2 separate regions of the Homo sapiens genome follow, and region 2 is linked to region 1. A link is a contact called in ENCODE Hi-C or POLR2A ChIA-PET data. All regions are on one chromosome and are shown on one strand. The core of a region is the stretch at or near the end of the contact, and the rest is flanking DNA. Distances in the headings are between cores, read along the strand shown. Region 1 overlaps LOC124905973 (a long non-coding RNA gene). Region 2 has its middle 20 kb from the start of KCNF1.

Region 1 (6,846 bases), core at 4,089-6,588:
TGGGAGGTGATTGGCTCATGCGGGTGGACTTTCCCCTTGCTGTTCTCGTGATAGTGAGTGAGTTCTCATGAGATCTGGCTGTTTAAAAGTGCGTAGCACCCCACCCCCCACCCTCTTCCTCCTGCTCCAGCCTTGTAGGATGTGCCTGCTTCCCCTTTGCCTCCCGCCATGATTGAAAGTTTCCTGAGGCCTCCCCAGCAATGCTCCCTGTACAGTCCATGGAACCATGAGCCAATTAAACCTATTTTTTTTATAAATTACCCAGTCTCAGGTAGTTCTTTATAGCAATGTGAGAACAGACTAATACACCATCATAAAAAAGCTTGAAAAAAAATTCAAAAGATGTATCATCCAACTTCTACCACCCACAAGTCACTTCCTGGGGCTGAAGAGTAAGGCAGGGAACCCTGACATTGACATATTGCTTACAATATATGTTTCCTAAGCTTTAACTCTTTGTATTCTTATAAGAAGTCAAGGCAGCCGTGAAGTATCATTCCCCTTTCATAAGGGAACTCCGAGGGATCAGGAGGGAAGTGACTTGCCTGAGATCACACAGGCCGGGTAGGAGGCTGGGCCCGGAGCCCAGGGATCTTGAATGGAGACTGGGGTCACCCCACAGTACCTGCCACTGTTGCCACAGTCTCAAAGCCACAGGAACAGCCCCTGCATGGTAGGACGTATGTGTCTCACAGTACTCTTCTAAGACTCTAAGGAGGAAATTCTAACCCAGCGATTAGCAGTGATTGGAGTTAATTGCATGTTAGTTACCATGGTTATGTCTAACTTAGTTCTCCCTTGAGCCTCCAACAGGAACACGGAAGACTGTTCTCAGGCTAATGCAGTGGGAAGAAAACACCCTGAGCAGGGTCACAATTGTTCTCTGGGCTTTGTTTGCAGAACCTGTTGATGATCTCCAGTTTCCAGAAGTATTCTACATGGAAATAGTTACCAATGTGCAAAAGGAGCACCATTTTCTGGCATCCCGAGCCACAAACCAGGTGTCTGGAGGTGTTGCTTTGTAAGGAAAAAGCCAGCAGCCATCTGGCTTCCTCTCCAGAGCCAATGTAAGGGAGTTGTTTTAAGGATTGAGGATACAGGACCTTGTAACAAGCTTACAACAGTATTTGGCTCTCAGTAAATACCCAATACCTTCATTAACATTACATTTCACATATCTCCACAGAACTTATTTTAAGCAGTGTCTTCATTTCTTGTTTAAAATAGAATTTAATTGCAGGCCTCTTGTCTTTGATTCTCCAGAATCTTATTCATCCAGACAGAAGAGGAGAACAAGCCTCGGAGCACCCCCAGGAGCTCTCCTGAAGCCGCCAGGAATGGAGGAGCTCGCTTGGAATCAGAGGCCCGTGTTCCCAACCCAGGGCTGCCCCTGCTGGAGATGTGACCTCGGGCAGGCACACTGGGAAGCCTCTGGAAGCCCAGGCCTGCACGCGTGAAAGGGTGAGCTGTACCCCTGGGTCAGAGCGCGAGTTCCTTGTGTGTGTCTTGGTGGGAGGTCAGTGGTTGTAGGCCCTGAATGTTGACTGAGTCATCAGACAGAGCCGGCCTGGTCTCAGGTCCCAGAGTGCAGCTTCTGTGATGCTTCAACATCAGGGCTGAAGACCCTCCGGCACCCACAGGAGGATCTGCTGCATCAGCCCAGGTGCCAGCCAGGGAAGGCTCTTGCAGAACTGGAGGCATCCACAGGCTGTCTTCCGCACCTGAACAAGGCCCTCGTGGGGGGACTCCGCTGGCTCCGCCACTGCCTCTCCATCCTTGAGTGACTTCCTAAGCCCACACCCAGGCTTCCAGGGCTCCTCTGAGAGCCCCCTGAATGCAGGCGAGCTCCTCTAGTCACCCCTCTCTCTTGCCCTTCTTTATTCCTCCATGCCAGTTTACTCGCTCCCCAAAACAAATCTTACCCTTTCACAGTTGACCTTAGTGGCCCTTGAGTCCAGAGCCACTGAAATTCTGTATCGGTTCCTCTTCCCTCCAGGACAAGGAGAGCTTAACTTCCTATGTTATGAGGCAGGGGATAATTACATGCCATCCTTCCAGCAGAGCAAAGAAAATGATTTAAAAAAAAAAAGTTTCACATTAAAACAGGCAGAACATTTCTATTCTGCCAATATTTTAATCCATTGACTTTTTTTTAAGCGCCTACTGTATGCCTGCTCAACGAGCTGGGCTCTGATAAGCGAGCTCAACCCCTCCCTGAGTGCGCTGGGAAGAGTGCCACCCAGTAAGGGAGCTCTGAGCAGTTAGGGTGGCAGCCAGTGGTGTGGACACGTGGGGCCCAGGCCAGCAGCCCAGGATCAGACACTCACATGTCCTCAGGAAGTCACTGGGTATCAGGCCTTGGGCTGGGCAGAAGTGGGACTAGAGACAGAGCAGGGTGTCCTACGAGGAAGCTGGCAGCAGGAGGACCTCAGGGCAGTCCGGACCAGCTCATGCTTGGGGGCTGCTTCAGGGGAGCCTTTTGGCTGGGCCAAGGGGGCTGGCTAGGAGGACTTGGACAGAAGGATGGGTCCAAAGGGCTCTGGGGTTCAAGAGAGCACCACTGAGGGAACCGCCCAACCTCACTCAGAGACCAGATCACGCCCAGCTATTGGGGGGATGGTAGAACAGAACAAATGCCATGCACGGAGTGCCAAGGGCTCCCCATGAGTGTGCAGGATTCCCAGAAGGGTCCTGAATGGGAATGGCAGCATTGGAGGAAGAAGCCTAATAAGACCTCCTCCAATTTTCTGTGCATCCATAAAAGCTGCTCCAGTCAGCCACCACTGACGGGCAGGATCCAAAGAGCGGGGAAAGGAATGCATTGTTCACATATTCTCTGGAGAACAAATAATCCCACAGTGATTCTGAAGAACAGTCAGCGATGTTTGATTTAAGAGTGGCAAGGTACAACTCACAGCTCATTTTCCCTGCGGGGACGCTGCTCTTAATCCTCTTCCCCCTCATGCTAACTTTGAATTCTGGGAGGTGACCCTGGCCAAGCATTTAAGTTCTGTTAACATAATAAATGCTTGTTATCAACTACCTTCAAATTCAGAGGAAAGGGGGGTAATTTTCAAGCATCTCCTGAGTACCTCTGAGAAGAAATCGGCTGGCAAATGCATGCAGACATTCTAGAACATTATGTTCTCGTATAATTTGGTCTCGCGTTCTAGAACACTTACCCTTGCTGAGAACACGCTGTTGCTAGGATACGACCAATGAGTAAACACCCTGACTTTCTATTATTGTTTCATAGAGTCAGAGACTATCCAAGCCTCTGTTGCATTATTAGAACGGCTTCACTAAGGGTGTCAGTGGCGCCTAATCAGTACATCTAATGGAGGACACTTTCTAGTCCTTCCCTGCCTCTCTCCCATGAACTTGGGAGTGCATGCCCTGGCCCTCCAGGACACTTTCCCCTCAACACATTCTTTTACCTCTTTGTTCCTTCCCTTCAAGCCTCTGCCCTCAGCCAGCCCCTTTAATCCATGGCTGGTCCCAAGGCTGCCTCCCCCAGGGCTGGGACAAGGGTGAGGCAAGAGAGGCAACCAGGCAACAAAATGTCAGGAGGCCCTGGCTCCCAGGGTGTGCAGGGCAGGGCCTGCTCCCAGTTTGCATCCCGGGCACCTGGCTTGCCCTGGCTCAGTCCCAGTCAGCCCTCTCCCTCGGCGCTGCTCTACCAGGTGGCCCCTTGGAGCTCAAGGCCACACCTCCTACCTCCTCCCAAGCTCCCCCAGCCTAGAGCTTCTCCCCAGCTTCAGGCCATGCCTCCAACTGCTGGTGTCTCCACCCAGCTCTCCTCCAACTGCCCCTGCCACTCCCCACTCACACTATTCTACCTAGCCCCCCGCCAGCCCCATCCCATACCTCAAAGCAACCTTCCTTCCTGATACAGTTCTCCAAATCCTCGCCTCCTGGCTACTCACCACCAGGAATGCCTTAGGCAAGACCCTCACCATCTCTCCCCCAGACTCTTGTAGTAATCACTGTTTACTCTCCCTACCTCCAATCCAATAATCCACCTGGCCCCATCATCCAGGACTCAAAGCATTTCTGCTGCAAATATCCTCATGCACAGGAATGGGTGCATAGAATGAACTCCCCTCCTAAGGAGGACGATTTGACAATATTTATCAAAATTACAAATGTATATACACTTTGACCCAGCAACTCCACTTCAGGGAACTCACTCCACGTACTCATCCCTAGCCATGAGGATATGAATTGCAGCATTGAATGTAATGCAAGAAATTATAAACAACCTCAATGTCCATCTGTGGGGAAGAAGTTGATACGGTCTGCTAGATTCATGGAACATTTGACAGGCAATGAAAACATTGTGGCAGCTCTATGTATCAATATAGAATGACTTACAAGGCCTATAAATAAAAAGCTAGGTATAGAATAGTGTATCTAATACATGGCACCTGCATAAAAGGGAAGAGGTATATATACATACACACACGCACATTCAGACTATCTCTAGAATAAAACAGCGGGTTGGTCAGGTGCGATGGCTCACGCCTGTAAGCCCAGCATTTTGAGAGGCTGAGGCAGGTGGATCGCCTGAGGTCAGGAGTTCAAGACCAGCCTGGCCAACGTGCCAAAACTCTGTCTCTACTAAAAATACAAAAATTAGCCCGGCATGCGGGCACACGCCTGTAATCCCAGCTACCCGGGAGGCTGAGGCAGGAGACCCACTTGAACCCGGGAGGCGGACGTTGCAGTGAGCTGAGATCGTGCCAATGCACTCCAGCCTGGGCGACAGAGTGAGACTCTATCTAAAAAAAAAAAAAAAAAAAACCACTGAAAATGGTGACAGTGATCGCTGCTTCTGAGAAGGGGTATTTGGGGATAAGGATGAGGAAGGACCTTGCTTGCCACTGTATACTCTTCCCATTCTCCTCCTACTGTCCAAATTATTTATGTTGAGTATGTTTCACCTTTTCAAATAAAAACGCATCCCACCAGCTCTGCAACCAGCAACCTTTCTAAAGCACAAATCTGGTTATGTCACACTCTACTTACGACTCTCCAGGGGCTGTCTATGACGAGGGCATCCCAGACCATCACAGTTTATGCTTGTTACAGAGCCATTATATCCTCACTCTATGGCGTCTCTAAGGATATAATCCACCCTCCTTCTCGTGGACCGGCGTCATCTGACATGACCCTCGCCGGGCTCTTTAAACTCCAGAAGCACTGAACTGCTGGTAGCTCCCCTGCCCGCAAGCTATTTTTAGCCTCCAGGCCTTTGCTCCTGCTGTATCCTCTGCCAGGAATGCCTAGAGTACTCACCCAGCTCAGCTCAGGGGCACAGCCAGTGGCTCAGCCTATAAGACGCAGCCACGCCCACCCATGCCCCTGCCTGCGCGGCTCTGAAGCCCTGCCCACAGCCTGCCTCACCCTCCTGTGTCCTTAGAAAGACAGAACACAAGGAGCTATTTATGCGCCTGCTTTATCTCCTATTCTTGAGGGTCGGATATGTGTCCTGTTTGAAATGGAAGAAAAAAGTAATGCCCTAAATTTGAGCCCAGCTCCAGAGCCAGAAACACTTGGATTTGAATCCTGGGTCTGCTACTGGAGCTCTGCAGCCTGAAGGAATGCAGGGATGGCTGCAACCTCGAGCTGTTACTTCACCTCTCTGAGCTTTCCTTTCAGCTGCCTTTCCACTCAACCTCCTGTTTTGTTTTGTTTTTGTTTTGTTTGAGATCTACGAACGCGTGTACATACAGGACTAGTTGGTTTATTTTACCTGACGTGTACTAGTGACGTGTACTAGTAAAGTAGAAAACACATTAACTAATCAGTTTCTCTATTTTCGCTCTGAGGAATCTCTGCCCTGACTGTAACTGATGAGGAATCTCTGCCCTGACTGTACTGAATATGCACATACGAACGTTCCTGCAGACCTTGTCTTTCACTTTACCTGTATTTTTCTTAGCCCTGATCTGTCCATGTATGCGGTCTTCCTCCCATTTGTATTTGGACACACTATCTCAAGCCCTTTTGGGAATGAGGCCAGGAGGATACCTATGCACACAGACACCCTAACAAACAGGCCAAACCTCTAAGGGCATGGGGACGGTAAGAGAAGGGCCTGTCCTATAGGAAATGGCCATCAAAAGCCAACTGCCAGAAATTGCTAGAACCAAGTCTCCCCATGCTAGTGCCGTGTGCTTATTTAACCTCCCAGAGCCTCAGTTTCTTTATTTGTAAAAGGGGGACAAGAATGGTGACTTCACAGAGTTGTCATGAAGATTAAATAACTCATGAAAAGCTGGGCATGGTGGCTCACACCTGTAATTGCAGCACTTTGGGAGGCTGAGGCGGGCAGATCACCTGAGGTCAGGAGTATGAGACCAGCCTGGCCAACATAATGAAACCCCGTCTCTATTAAAAATACAACAATTAGCCAGACGTGGTGGCGGGCAACTGTAATCCCAGCTACTCAGGAGGTTGAGGCAGGAGAATCACTTGAACCCAGAAGGTGGAGGTTGCAGTGAGCCAAGATCACACCACTGCACTCCAGCCTGGGCAACAGAGTAAGTGAGACTCTGTCTTGAAAAATAAATAAATAAATAAAATAACTCATGAAAGACCTTACTACAATACCCAGCATTCAGTAGGTTCAGTAGATATTGATAAACACAGGAACTGATGAATACAGAATCTGAAAGCATCCTCAAAGCTCCTCCAAAGAAATCCAGCCACCTCTCGCCCTAGTGTTGACAAGAGAAGTAAGTTCCCCAGAGGATGCCTGATTGTAACCTCGAATACTGGAGCTGGCCTACAACACTCACGAGCTTTTGCCAGAGAGTTCTGGTTCCTCTAGGAAGATCATCT
Region 2 (6,603 bases), core at 1,815-4,314, 88 kb before region 1:
CACAGCCTCGAAGCACTTGGCCTCCAATTCAGCTTCATTTACTCCACAAACATTACCAAGCACCTTCTCGGGGTCAGTGTGTGCTGAACACTAACAGCACTCCTGCAGGTGCAGCTCAGCGGAACTTCAGCATGGCCCCACAGAGCGGGCTGCACACAGCTGGTCATTTGTGCAGCCGGGATTTGAAGGCGGCGGATGTAGCCTCCTACTCCGGCATCACCTTCCACAGAGCAGCCTCCCAGCCAGCCCTGCCCTCAGGGGCTCATGGCCTGGAGGGAAAGACAGAGCCTGCCCCTCTGGGATGCACCCATCTTTGACAGGCAACAGGAGCCAGGGCCAGAGACACTATTTGTTATTGTTCCCAGGTGTCTATGCCCTTGAGCAACAGTGGGAGGCTGACCTTCAGCCTCCCACAGGACGGGGAGGCTGCCAAAGAAGGAAGACAATGACAGGGAGGCAGAGGGAGGGGCAGGTGGGGGCTTTCCCAGGGATGAGGGGTCTGCCAAACCTAAGAGAAAGTACAGCAGCCAAAATCAAGGGGCACAAGCAGGGCGGGGTGGAGGGAGGGGGACACAGTCGGCCAGCTGGAAAGGGCCTCATGCTCTCCTCCCCTGTAGATGAGGCTGCAAACCCCAGTCTTGCCCCCTCCAACACTTGGAGGAGGAACAGGGATCCAGTGGAGATGGGCACGCGGATGCCAGCACAGGGCAGGTGAGGCAGGATCACGTATTGAGAATCCATGTGTGCTTTGCTCTTCTCTCTCCCTTCCCTTGCGGGAGGCAGGAAGCTTGCCTGGGGAGCCTGTCTCTGTGTGAGGCCATGTGGGTTCTAGGGCTGAAAGCAGAAGTGACTGGAACTGGTCCCCTTCCTGCCCTCTCCAAGCAGAGCATGGTGGGCTACTTTATCTCTAAAGAGGAGACTGACTGTCTTTGAGAAGAGATGGGAACAGCAGGACAGAAAAGAGAGATTTTCCCCACAAGATAACATGGCTCCTGCAAACACTGGGGACCCGCACTCTGTTGCCTGGCAGCAGCCTGGACACAGGTCATGAGGGATCCCAGGGCTGCAGGTTGTCCAGAGGCAGGAGCTGGAACCCAAGTGATGGTACAGTGGGTGGGTGGCTCGTAGGGAGCTAATGCAGACCCGAGAATGCAGGCGCCCCCTTGACTATGTGGTGCTAGAAAAGACCCCAGGACCTGGAAACCACCCAGTGTCCATCAGTGGGTGAATGGATGAGCAAACGTGGCATCGCCGTAGCAGGGAGTATTACTCAGCCCTAAAATGGAATGAGCTGGCACACCCGGCAATGTGGACGAGCCCAGAGCATGATGCTGAGTGAAAGAAGCCAGACACAAAAGGCCACATAGTGCAGGATTCTGTTCATGCGAAACACCCAGGGTAGGTAAATCCCGATGGACAGAGAGCAGGCTGGTGTTGCCAGGGCCTCACAGGTGACTGGGGAGTGGCTGTGTTCCAGGTAGAGGGTGTCCTTTGGGGATGATGAAAGTGTCCTGGAACCAGATGCAGGTGATGGCGGCAAAACACTGTGAATGTGCTGAATGCCACTGGATCGTACTTTTAAAATGACTAGCGGTTCATTTTGTCATGTGAATTTTACCTCACTTTTATAAAAAGGCCCCGTCAGGACCTTTGCCCATCCCTGGGGAGGGAGAAGGAGCCCTAGAGCCCTAGCAAAGACCACCCCCAGTGACGTCCTGGTAGCTCAGAATCCGAGGGACGTTTATTTGGCACAACGAGACCGAAAAGTGTGGTCTACTGAGTTTGTGGAGTGGGATTTGTATCATTTACAGAAGAAGGCGTGGGTATGGAAGAGCTATTTATGGGTCTCATGGGGCAGAAAGGGGTGCTGAAGGAATGAAAGGACCCCTTTCATTCATGGGGTGGTGGGACAGGAGGGCAGCCCTGAGGAAAGCCTGGGAAGACTCGTGAGTCCCGACCCCTCCAGTCCAGGCTGGGAAATGTCTCCTGCGAGAAAGGAGGAGTTGCTCTCCTCTCCCTCCATGCACACACACACACATATACATGTACACGCACACACACAAGGGCACAAACACACACAGGCACACACACAGGCACACATTGCTCCAGAGCTCACCCCTCAGCGCCCTGACCCCCTGGCTGCCTGGGGTGCTGTTTGGCCATGCAGGCTGCTGACCGCCAAGGCCTGCTGGCCCACGGACAGTGTCCAGCCTGGGGTCCCCAGGCAGCCCTGTGACAAGAACTGCATGCTGCCAAGAAGCCTCCCAGGTGGCTTTCCCAGAGGGCTCTGCCCCTGCTGTGACAGTGTCATTGAGAAAGGACATCTGGAGGAGCCTCTGAGAGCAAGTGGTTCCCAGATCCCAGCATGCGCACCCAGACAGATACATCCTCCCCTTCAGACTCCACGTGGAAAGGAAACACACACAAAACAATGGCAGGTCAGGACAGGGGGACCCTGCAGGGGGAGCGGAAGTGTGTGCGTCCTCCTGGAACAGGGTATGAGCCCGGCCTCAAGCAGAACAGTAATGCAGCAGACATTTGTCTCTGGGACTGGAGGCCTCGCTCCACAAAGCCAGCTCAGGCAGCAGCCGGTGCCCAGAGAAGGCTCTGGCCGTATTCTCAGAGGGGGCTCCGTCCTCCACTTTGGGGTTTTCTGGTGGTGGGCCCTGGGCAGGTGTGTAGCTTTCCCAGCCTGTCTCCTCTTCCTGGCCTTCTTGCCTGTTTGGGGATCCCACTTCACCTCGAGGCCCCACTCTCCTCACCTGTGGAGACCAGAGGCCGGCCCATCCTTCGCAGAGTGCTTGCCAAGCTGAGAGCCTGGAAGGAGGGGAGCGAGGGCCAGGTCTCTGCAGGTCCCAGCCACCGGTCTGTAGAGCCCTACAGAGCAGCAGCGCTGTGAAGGGGTGTGCGTTCAAGGCTTTGTCTGTTATAAAATGCTCAAGAAATATGAGTAGTTCACGTTTCAAAGATGAGAAAGGGATGATCGCGGTTGACCCCGTGAATGGTGGAATCTTGGCCAGGGCTACTTTGAGGGAAGGCTTCCAGGGACTCTTGAGTCACCCTCTGGAAGGGATGACCTGGCCAGCCTTGAGCAGGTGCCAGGGTTGACCAAGAGCCACATGCACAGAAGGCACAGACCTGGAGATGCCTGCTGTGATCTGGGCCTCTGTTCATGCCTGGAGCCTGTCCATGCGTGTCCTGGGACCCCAGGGCCTGCCAGGGAAACCACAGGTCTCAGACTGCGAGTCAGACTGCTGCGTGAGCTCCACACTTCATCTGCCAGGAGCAGCAGGTGGCATCTAGCAGCCCCCATAGGGTTTCTGGCCCACTTGTTCCTCCCTGGGAACCCGTAACATGCCTGCCCCAAGGAGTGCTGATCAAGGGAAGCATCCCTCCGCAACTGCACTGCGTCAAACGTGGACCTGGCCTTGGTCCGGCCCCATAGCCGCTGCTGAGCGACCACCCAGCCCCAGATGTCATTCCCAGGAGGACCCTGTGTGAGGCTCTACCCCACCAGCTCTCCGCTCAGAGCTACACACAACACGCACTTGGCCTCCCAAGTCATGATGGGAGGGAGCGCTGGCCCCCACAGGACCCCAGGAGAAATTAGATGAATTAGAGGAATCAGAAGTAAACGTTTTGTTAATAAAATGTGCCTGGTAGAGATCAGGGCTGCTGGGAAGTGTTATTGACATAAGCAAGCTAAAATGGGTTCTTCATAGCGAGGGGCAAATGCCTTCATTCATTCATCACGTATTTATTGAGCACCTACTATGTGCCTCACAGTTGAAGAGGTGTAGGAAGGACTTAAACCAGGCGACAGCTTGAAGCCGGCTCTACTTCCCTGCAGAATCCTGTGTCCCCATTCTGGGGCCACGCCACCCCCAGGTGGCAGCTGCTCAGCTCTGTCTGGTGCAGCGGGAATGGGCCTTGCTGGGCCAATCACACCTGGTCTAAATCATGGGCCCTGTACAAGGAATTGTCACCAGAGCTTAGGGACATGCACAGCATCCCCAACTTTCCCCTCTTGACTGCAGGTCATCTGTAGAAAGGATGATGAAAAACTAAAAGCCAGGGGATAAAAAGGGATCCCTCAACCCTGCCAACCAAGTCTCTATTAGGCCTGGGGGGCAGAAGTTTATGGGGATTATTGATCTCCCTTGGCCCAAACAGATGGTGGGGGAGGTGAGACCCGCGTGCAATTACATTCTTTGGTGACACGGCTATATTAAGATCGATTACATTGTGCAACAAACATATGAATCATTCCCAGAACCCTAACTGCTTGAATTTGAATATGCATGAGAAGCTGCCCAGAAATGCCTAAAATACATACATACACATATATATAGTCAAAAAACAAGACAGCTCACGGGGTGAAGAATAACAAAAGGCAATTTGCCACTCTGATGAAAGGGGCCGTGTGCTAGGTTAACTGATGAAGACTCATTCACAATCAGTGTACACATCCAGGGCCCATGGGAGCTTTGCCCACACCATCCCCGTTCATCCTCACCACAAGCCTACACACCAGGAATTATTTTTCCCATTTTACAGATGGGGAAGCTGAGCCTACAGCTGAGTTAAGATCATACTGCGTGTTGGTCAGTCCCAAGGAAGAATTTGAACTGTGGGCTTTCTGCGCCCAAAGCTCTGCCTTTCTGTGCGAGACTCTGTCTCGCACAGACACTACAAAGATCTCACCCCTACCCACTTTAGTCTTCCAGGTTCAGGCTTCACAAAACCACTATTGTCTCCTGCTTCCTGGAGTTCTGCATAAGAGAACCAAGTTTGAAGGAACAATAAGCTGATACCAAACAGCAACAACAGGAAAACAAAGATGTCTTGGAAATTAAGAACCACAGTTCCAAAAAGGGTCAATTAGATGAATGATAAGATGAACACAGTTGAACACCAAACCAACAATATAGATATAGATAATCTATATCTATAGATAAAGATAGATAAAGCCAACAAAATCTTCAAACATAGAGCAAAAAGGCAAAAAAACAAAACAAAACAAAAACACAAAATAAAACATACACACGCACACTAAGTCAATAAGAGTGCTTGGGTAAGAAAACAGAAGAAATGCAGGAGAGAAAGAAAGCAACAGTAGAAGTAAATTTCTCTGGGCTAAAGAAAGATTTGAGTCTTCAAAGTAAAAGTCCCTGCCAAGTGTTCAGTGGAAAAAGTTTACTTTCTAGGTGAAATTTCAGGTTGTGAAAGAGTTTCAGAATTCCAAAGATACAGAGAATTCTAAAAGCCTCCAGGATGGAAAACCGAATGACCTGAAAAGGAACAGAAAGCAGATTGACTTCAGATAAATTAGCCAGAAAGCATCATGCAGCCAAACTGTCAGTCCTGTGTGAAAGCAAAATAAAGGCATATTCAAACATACAGACTCAGAAAGTCTATCATCCATAGATCTATCCTGAAAGATGCACCCAAGGGTATATTCCCAGCAAATCCAAAAAGGAATCCAAGAAGGAAAATGATGCAGTAGCTAAGAAACTAAGAAACTATCCACCAAACCCAGGAAGCTACGTGAAAAAGAAATCATGGATGGCAACTGTGCCACCAACCCCAAGAGCAAATGGTACAAATCCAATCGGGAAATTAGAAGGTCCTGAAAAGAATGTCTCCAAGAGGAAAAGGACATTTGTCTTTAACAAACACTAGAATGAAAAAGCTGCATAATCCTAGTGATAAGAAGAAGGCATATCAAAATACGAAATTTGTAAAAATTACACGCTGTCTTCTTCATCCTGTGGCATCAGATGTAGAGAATGAAATGGATGGAATTGACATTTACATCTGCGGATGTAGAGAACGGGATTCCATCCGTTCTATCCTCTGCATCTGCAGTGAAGAATAGTTGCATAATCATTATATTAAAAACACTGATTATTGGTTTAAATTTGTTTAGAATCAGCTGGTTGTCAAAGCACAGAAATAACTATAGTCGCAGAACAGAGTGTTTGTGTTTTAAAGCTTGTCAATGTAGCAATGAGAGGTGGGGGCCAGGAAGTGGGCAGTGAGCGGGGAGAAAAGGCAGGGGGATCTAGTGGGGCCTAGGGGATTTTCACATAGGGGAATCCAGGAGATACCGACTAGAGCTGATATTCTGAGAAACCGAAGTTTAAGCATGTGACGTAAAGCAGTAATGGTAACTAGAGAAGAAGTAAACATTTTATTAATAAAATGTGCCTGGTAGAGATTAGGGCTGCTGGGAAGTGTTATTGATATAAGCAAGCTAAAATGGGTCCTTCATAGCGAGGGGCAAATGCCTTCATTCATTCATCACGTATTTATTGAGCACCTACTATGTGCCAGACAGTGTGTAGCATGCTTGGGTGGGAGGTGGAGGTTCAATAGCATGCAGAATCTCAATCCCTGTCCTCAAAGAGCTGCCAGTCTAGTGTAAGAGACAGATATGAATTCTATAAATTAAAAAAAAAGGTAAAATTGCAAGTGTGATGAGCATCAGAAGAGAGGCACAGGGTGCAGTTAGAGTGTAGCTTAGACACATTTGAGATCAGGGAAAGAGACAAGGATTCCACCCAAATCTGAAGGACGTAAACAAGTTAAACAGCGGAGAGA

Evidence for each region. Hi-C counts contacts between places; a loop is a spot of excess contacts on that map. ChIA-PET counts read pairs that join two places held with the same protein, here RNA polymerase II (POLR2A). Pooled maps may share reads with other maps.
Region 2: a map of gastrocnemius medialis shows a loop between it and region 1 (6-fold over the local background). The contact joins two enhancer-like sites. A Hi-C loop is called at or near these places in 4 of 168 maps with a recorded cell type or tissue (PC-3, astrocyte of the cerebellum, gastrocnemius medialis and 1 more) and 5 of 50 pooled maps. POLR2A ChIA-PET finds 5 or more read pairs at or near these places in 1 of 52 experiments (GM12878).

Annotation. Positions count from the first base shown.
Region 1 is chr2:10,842,688-10,849,533 of GRCh38, reverse strand. It overlaps LOC124905973 (a long non-coding RNA gene), which reads left to right. Exons shown (of 3, transcript XR_007086215.1): 2 at 1,264-1,461; 3 at 1,615-2,137. Among named protein-coding and RNA genes, the nearest start is that of LINC01954, 32 kb to the left of the region's middle. Within about 2 kb of position 5,338, at least 5 of the 41 ENCODE cell types and tissues checked have a DNase peak (open chromatin) inside an H3K27ac peak, as active enhancers do; they include gastrocnemius medialis, where a contact is called at or near this core.
Region 2 is chr2:10,928,597-10,935,199 of GRCh38, reverse strand. No RefSeq gene overlaps it. Among named protein-coding and RNA genes, the nearest start is that of KCNF1, 20 kb to the right of the region's middle. Within about 2 kb of position 3,064, at least 4 of the 41 ENCODE cell types and tissues checked have a DNase peak (open chromatin) inside an H3K27ac peak, as active enhancers do; they include gastrocnemius medialis, where a contact is called at or near this core.